Linked DNA regions of Homo sapiens: region 2 is linked to region 1. The links are chromatin loops, found by intact Hi-C in ENCODE. Cell type or tissue: HCT116. All regions are shown on one strand. Each heading gives the region's core, and the rest is flanking DNA. Links, peaks and the distances in the headings are about the cores only.

Evidence for each region. Peaks named below come from ENCODE experiments on the same cell type or tissue, not always from the same donor. Only the 100,000 strongest peaks of a DNase experiment are listed, where the experiment ranks them.
Region 2: a loop joins it to region 1, with 5 times the contacts of the local background. A loop is called at or near these places in 11 of 110 quality-filtered maps.

What each region holds. Positions count from the first base shown.
Region 1 is chr11:11,020,912-11,023,737 of GRCh38, forward strand. No RefSeq gene overlaps it. Among named protein-coding and RNA genes, the nearest start is that of LINC02752, 93 kb to the right of the region's middle. In HCT116, for the core only: a CTCF peak has its summit at 1,646 (motif pointing left); a DNase peak (open chromatin) is centred at 1,680.
Region 2 is chr11:10,769,454-10,772,279 of GRCh38, forward strand. It overlaps CTR9 (CTR9 component of Paf1/RNA polymerase II complex), which reads left to right. Exons shown (of 25, transcript NM_014633.5): 17 at 757-873; 18 at 1,034-1,179; 19 at 2,092-2,163. Among named protein-coding and RNA genes, the nearest start is that of CTR9, 20 kb to the left of the region's middle. In HCT116, for the core only: a CTCF peak has its summit at 1,371 (motif pointing right); a DNase peak (open chromatin) is centred at 1,378.

The DNA of each region.
Region 1 (2,826 bases), core at 110-2,609:
TTACTCTCTCAGTTACTCAGCAATCATGGACAGAGCTCCTCCTATGAGCAGGCCATCGTTAAAGGTGCCAGAGATAGGGAGTGAGGACGTCATCTGCATCTTCTGCCAGCATCTGTGAGTCTGTGGCAGGCCAGCTTGTTAGCTTACAGATAGATAAAAATCTCAGGCCATTCACGGTTGACTCCATGCAGTAGGATATTTAGGATTCTATAAAAACTGACAAGATGAGTGTATGTGTGTGTATAGGGGAAGAGGGTGAGATTTAGAGGAAGGACAATGGATGTGGCATGAGGATGTGTGTGTACATTTGGTGGGGGGCTATCAGAGGAGGCACCATAGGAGAAGTGGTACTTGAGCTGGGGCTCAAAGGTGGCAGGCGCTTTCCAGGCAAACTCCGCAGGGAAGGGCATTTCCAGCAGAAGAACAGAACATATGAGGGCTCAGAGGAAGGTTTGGTGATTATATGCAGTTTGATAAGAGCAGAAAGAGTAGAGAGGCAACTCCAGGAATCCTTCCCAGAATTCCCAAGTTACCCCTTACCCATACTCATGTGGCCTCTGGGAATACTGAAGCTTTGAAGTCAGGTAGAGTTGAACTTGAATTTCAGCCCTGGTACTTAGCTCCTCTGTGACATAACATAAGCCATTTAATCTCTCTGTGCTACAATTTTCATATCTGTAAAATGGGGATAATGATCTTTCTTACAGAAGTAGGTAGGGATAAAATGAAATGATGTGTGAAAGAACCTTTTGGCATTGTGCCTAGCATGTTGTGGTTACTTGGAAATGGTAATTATTACTCCCTTTATAGAGCTGGTGAGTTTATGTATGTGTGTGTGTGTGTATGCATGTGCACATAAATATATGCACATAATCACAGGAAGTTATACGTGGAAGTTTCCTTTCCTCCTTATTGTCTAACACGGTCTCCTTAACACTGAAATAGCTTATGTCACAGCAAATAACGGGAAGCAAATTAATGTAGAGTTAAAAATAAAATTTGAGACCGAACTATACCTCTGCCACTTACCACCTAGGTAATTCTGGTGGGTCACATCCCCTCTCTGAACCTTCATTTTATTATCTGTAAGATGGGAGATATTAAGACATAATTCATAGGGTTGGCATGAAGGTTAAATGTAGTTAATAAATCCAAAGTGACTGGCATGTTCTCAAGTACTCAAAAACTGTTTTTTGGTGATGCAAAATTGCTTTGTGTGGCATAAAACTCTGTGTAAATGTAAGAGATTATTATTTTGTCAAGGCAAGATTCATGTTTTCAAAGGTTAATGGATATTTCAAGTCGAGGTTTCACTTTTCTGCTGACTCTGTTGTTGGAGATGGTGTGGTAGAAGAACAATGCTTTGATTCCCTGTACTATCAAGGGACTAACGTTGTTCTCTGCACTCTGCACAGAGCCCCAAAGCAACCCACCCAACATCACAGCAAAATGCTGCAGGGTCGTTTTGATGTTCCAGGAGGAAAGAGCATGTTGGTTATTGAGTGAAATGTGTTGGAACATGAAACATGGACAGTATAGTAAATAAGTTACATTAGCTGTGAAACATATATAATGATTCTAAGACAATTTAAAATTTGAAATGGAAATTTTCTATAAAACCCATAAATTAAGAAAATTATGAGCGCCATCTTGTGGCAAGATCACCCTTAAACCATCATACCAGAGAACACTCCTTTCCTTAGACAGAACCTCTAACAAAGTCAAAGAACATTCATCCATCCATCCATCCATCCATCCATCTATCCATCCATCCATCCAACAATCCACCCACCCACCCACCCACCCATCTATCCATCCATCCACCCACCCACCCATCTATCCATCCATCCATCCATCCACCCAGCCACCCACCCATCCACCCATGCTGCCATCTACCTATGCATTAATCCATCTAAAAATCTGTTCAGTCATTTGTCCACTTACTCAATATTTATTGAATGCTTTCTATGCTTTGGTTGGAGATATGCCCCCTGCTAACAAGAAGACCACAGGAGGTGATGGCAAATACGGAAAAACCAACAGTCCTGGGGAACCTTGTTGGAGCACATTTAATCCAGTTGTTGTTGTTGTTACTGAAGTAGAGGAGACAGGCAGATAAGTCTTCCCGATGGAAGTGACACCAAAGCTGAGATCTGAAGGATAGTAAGAGTGTGTTATACTAAAGAGGATGTCTCCTGTGTTCATTCTCCTCTTGGGGTGGATGTAGCTGAGAGAATAAGAGAGCTTTAGAGTCCCAATTGAGGTTACTTTTTATGTGCTGTTAGTGCATTGGTGGCCCCTCCAGCCCTCACCTTGGTAGTTATGACAAATCAGAGAGTGTCCAGCAGATAGTGATCAGGGTGGTGGGAGGACACTTAAAGAAATTGGGAAAAGCTGTGAAACGAAGTGCTTGGTAAGTGGACAGATTCTATTGCATAAGATTAATGCTGCCTATTAATATTAGAAGGTATTAATAGCTGCCATTATGTTAGGTTTTTCATTTAATAGAATGTGTTATACCCACATCAGCAGGGCCGTGTCAGTGTGGGCTGTTGGCCAAGATGTGGGAATGGCATCATTATGTGTACCCAGACACGTAATGGTATTCTGCGTTGGGAATCTACTTCTATGATCTGATATAGGTTGTTAATTAATAAATGTATTACAGAAAAAGATGCCCAGCAGCAAACTGGTTACACTGGAGAATGGTTGGCCCAAATCCAAAGGATGAATGTCCTTTGAACATCATTTCATCCTCTGCTCCCTTTGTAGGCACCTGGAATTAATGCTGAGAAGAACTGATGTTTGCCTTAGCAAGGCATATAC
Region 2 (2,826 bases), core at 4-2,503, 250 kb before region 1:
CTTTTTCTAAAATGGGTGGGTTATTACCAATATTCAGAGTACTGGAAAGTCAATAATCACAGAAACTCACAGAACCTAGATTGCATATGGAGCTTCAGAGGTTGTGTTTTGTGAGGCTGGCCTTCCTGATCTGCTGAATGATAATGTTGTCTTTTATAAATGCAAATTAACTACTAGGGATATTCAGGAAAAAATGGTCTTAACCATTTTTCATGAAAAAGGTCTTACCTATGACAAGAGGTATTCCATGGTCAAAAAGTGCTATGTTCATGTCACAATTAACACTAGTATTGTATTGGTTTTACCAAGAAGTTAACAACCAGAACTGTAAGACTCCTCATGCTCATTGCCAGTAGGTTCTGCCCATTGTTAAGAAAGGTGTAGATGGTAAAACGCAAAGGACAACGGTGTATGACTTCTCATCAGTGGTCAATAAGCTGATTCTAGATAGTATTGCTAAAAGTATGAAAAAGGCTTTCCAGTCTGTTTACCCTTTCTTTCAATGTTGGTCCAAATTTCAAATGGAAAGAAACCATTTCAAGCATCTAGTTTTTCTAATGGTCAGATTTTTTATGTTGTGAAAATGTATCCTGATGAATGTCAAAAATCATTCCCCAAATTATTCTCTGAAATTAACCATTCAAAGGGTAAAACACCTTTTTACAGAGCTTTAAAATTGCAATGCCATTTTGCTACAAAATGAAAATGTCATTTATTCTTTGTTGTGTTTTAATTAACTTTTTTCTTTTACTGTAGTATGAAAACTGCCTCCGAAAGTTCTATAAGCACCAAAACACTGAAGTTGTACTCTATTTGGCCCGGGCCCTCTTCAAGTGTGGCAAGTTACAGGAATGCAAACAGACTTTGCTGAAGGTAAAAAGGAGAGATGTTATTCCCATCCATTTCTGTGCTACATTGTATTTTTTAATTCTTCGTGATGCGTGTTCACATACCTACTACTTAATAATACTCTGCTGTCTAAGATCCTTTTCATGTCATTTGAACATATGAAATATTTATTTTTTATTCACAGGCTAGACATGTGGCACCCAGTGATACAGTTCTTATGTTTAATGTGGCCTTGGTCCTGCAAAGATTAGCTACCTCTGTCCTGAAAGATGAAAAAAGTAATCTGAAGGAAGTACTTAATGCTGTGAAAGAACTGGAGCTTGCACATAGGTAAAGATTTTGTAGAAACAACCTATGAAATGCTTTATTTGGTCTATGACCATACCATCTTGAACTCTCCCGATTTTGTCTGAAATGCTTTGTTTAAAGCTATTTGTCTCAAGCTGCTGAAAATCACTTCCTTCTAAAGGTGGTCTATTAGAATCATTCCAGCAATAGTTAAGCCAAAGCAGATAGCAGCTGCCACCAGGTGGTGCCAAACTATAGTCAGGATCCTGCCAGATTTGGATCTTGTAGCTTGACCTCTAGAACTGGCTGGCTAGCTTTGCAAACTTGCCATAGATTTTTTATTAATCTGACAGTAATGTGACCCAGCATTTTACACATGTGAAATTTTTTGGACACTTACGTTGGTCTTCCATTTTACACCAATGTGTCTTTTAATGGGATGTTGATTTTCATTGAACTAGGATTAAGGTTTTACTTCTTAAATAATGCTTAATAGTTTTATTCAGTTCAGCTCAAAATTTATTTAGCCATATAGTATTTATATGGTGAGTCAGTGTGTGGTGAAATTAAAACCTGTCATCTCTTCAGGTTTTGTCCAACTTAATATTTTTATTCTTGTTTAACAATTCTTGCCTTGCCTGGTAAATTATAAGTGCTTTCATGGCCTGAGCCCCGTAACCTCCATCCTGACATATTTAGTAAATTTCATGTTTAGTAAATACTTGTTGCTTGAATTGCTTTGTGGTTATTTGTGAATTTACTGATAATATTAAATATAACTTAGACCATCTTGATGAACGTGTCTATTAAATGTAATGAGTGGCATAAATTTGTGTAAATCAGTCAATATGCAAACCTTTTCTCAGACTTTGTAGCACAGATTAAATTTTTTAAGAGCTTTATTTCATTAGAATCTCTTTTTTTAAAAGTGAAGTATTTTCTCGTTTCATTTAGATACTTCAGTTATTTGAGTAAAGTGGGAGATAAAATGAGATTTGATTTGGCCCTTGCTGCTACAGAAGCCAGGTAATGTTACTATTTATGGAAGGTGACTTTGGGTGAGGCAGTGATATTTACATGGGCTGGGAAAGTGCCACAGTAGGGAACAGAGGTTCCTGACCTTCCACAGGTCAGTCTTTCACACTTCTCTTGGGGACTCTCTAATCTTTGCCAGGACTTTTTCCTTTCAGGGAATTGGACAAAATTGCCTTAGTACAAGTACTTGAGTTCTGGGGGAAAATACTTTTCTATTTTACTTATGTCAGCTATGTCAGCCTAGTCAAGATAAAATTCATGACTCTGAGTTATATGTAAAGATAATGTTGGAAATCTTTTTAGCTGTGCTTTGAGAGGACATTTATAGTTTGGAAACTTAACATAGTTGGCAGTATTGGCTTATGATAAACTAAGTTAATTTTGCTAATTAAGACTCCATACATTGGTATGGTATGGCAAGTGTAATGCAAAAAAAAAAATTTTTTTTGGCTGGGCGCAGTGGCTCACACCTGTAATCCTGGCACTTTTGGAGGCCTAGGTGGGCGGATCAGCTGAGGTCAGGAGTTCAAGAGCAGCCTGACCAACATGGAGAAACTCCGTCTCTACTAAAAATACAAAATTAGCCAGGTATGGTGGTGCACACCTGTAATCCCAGCTACTCGGGAGGCTGAGGCAGGATAATCACTTAAACCC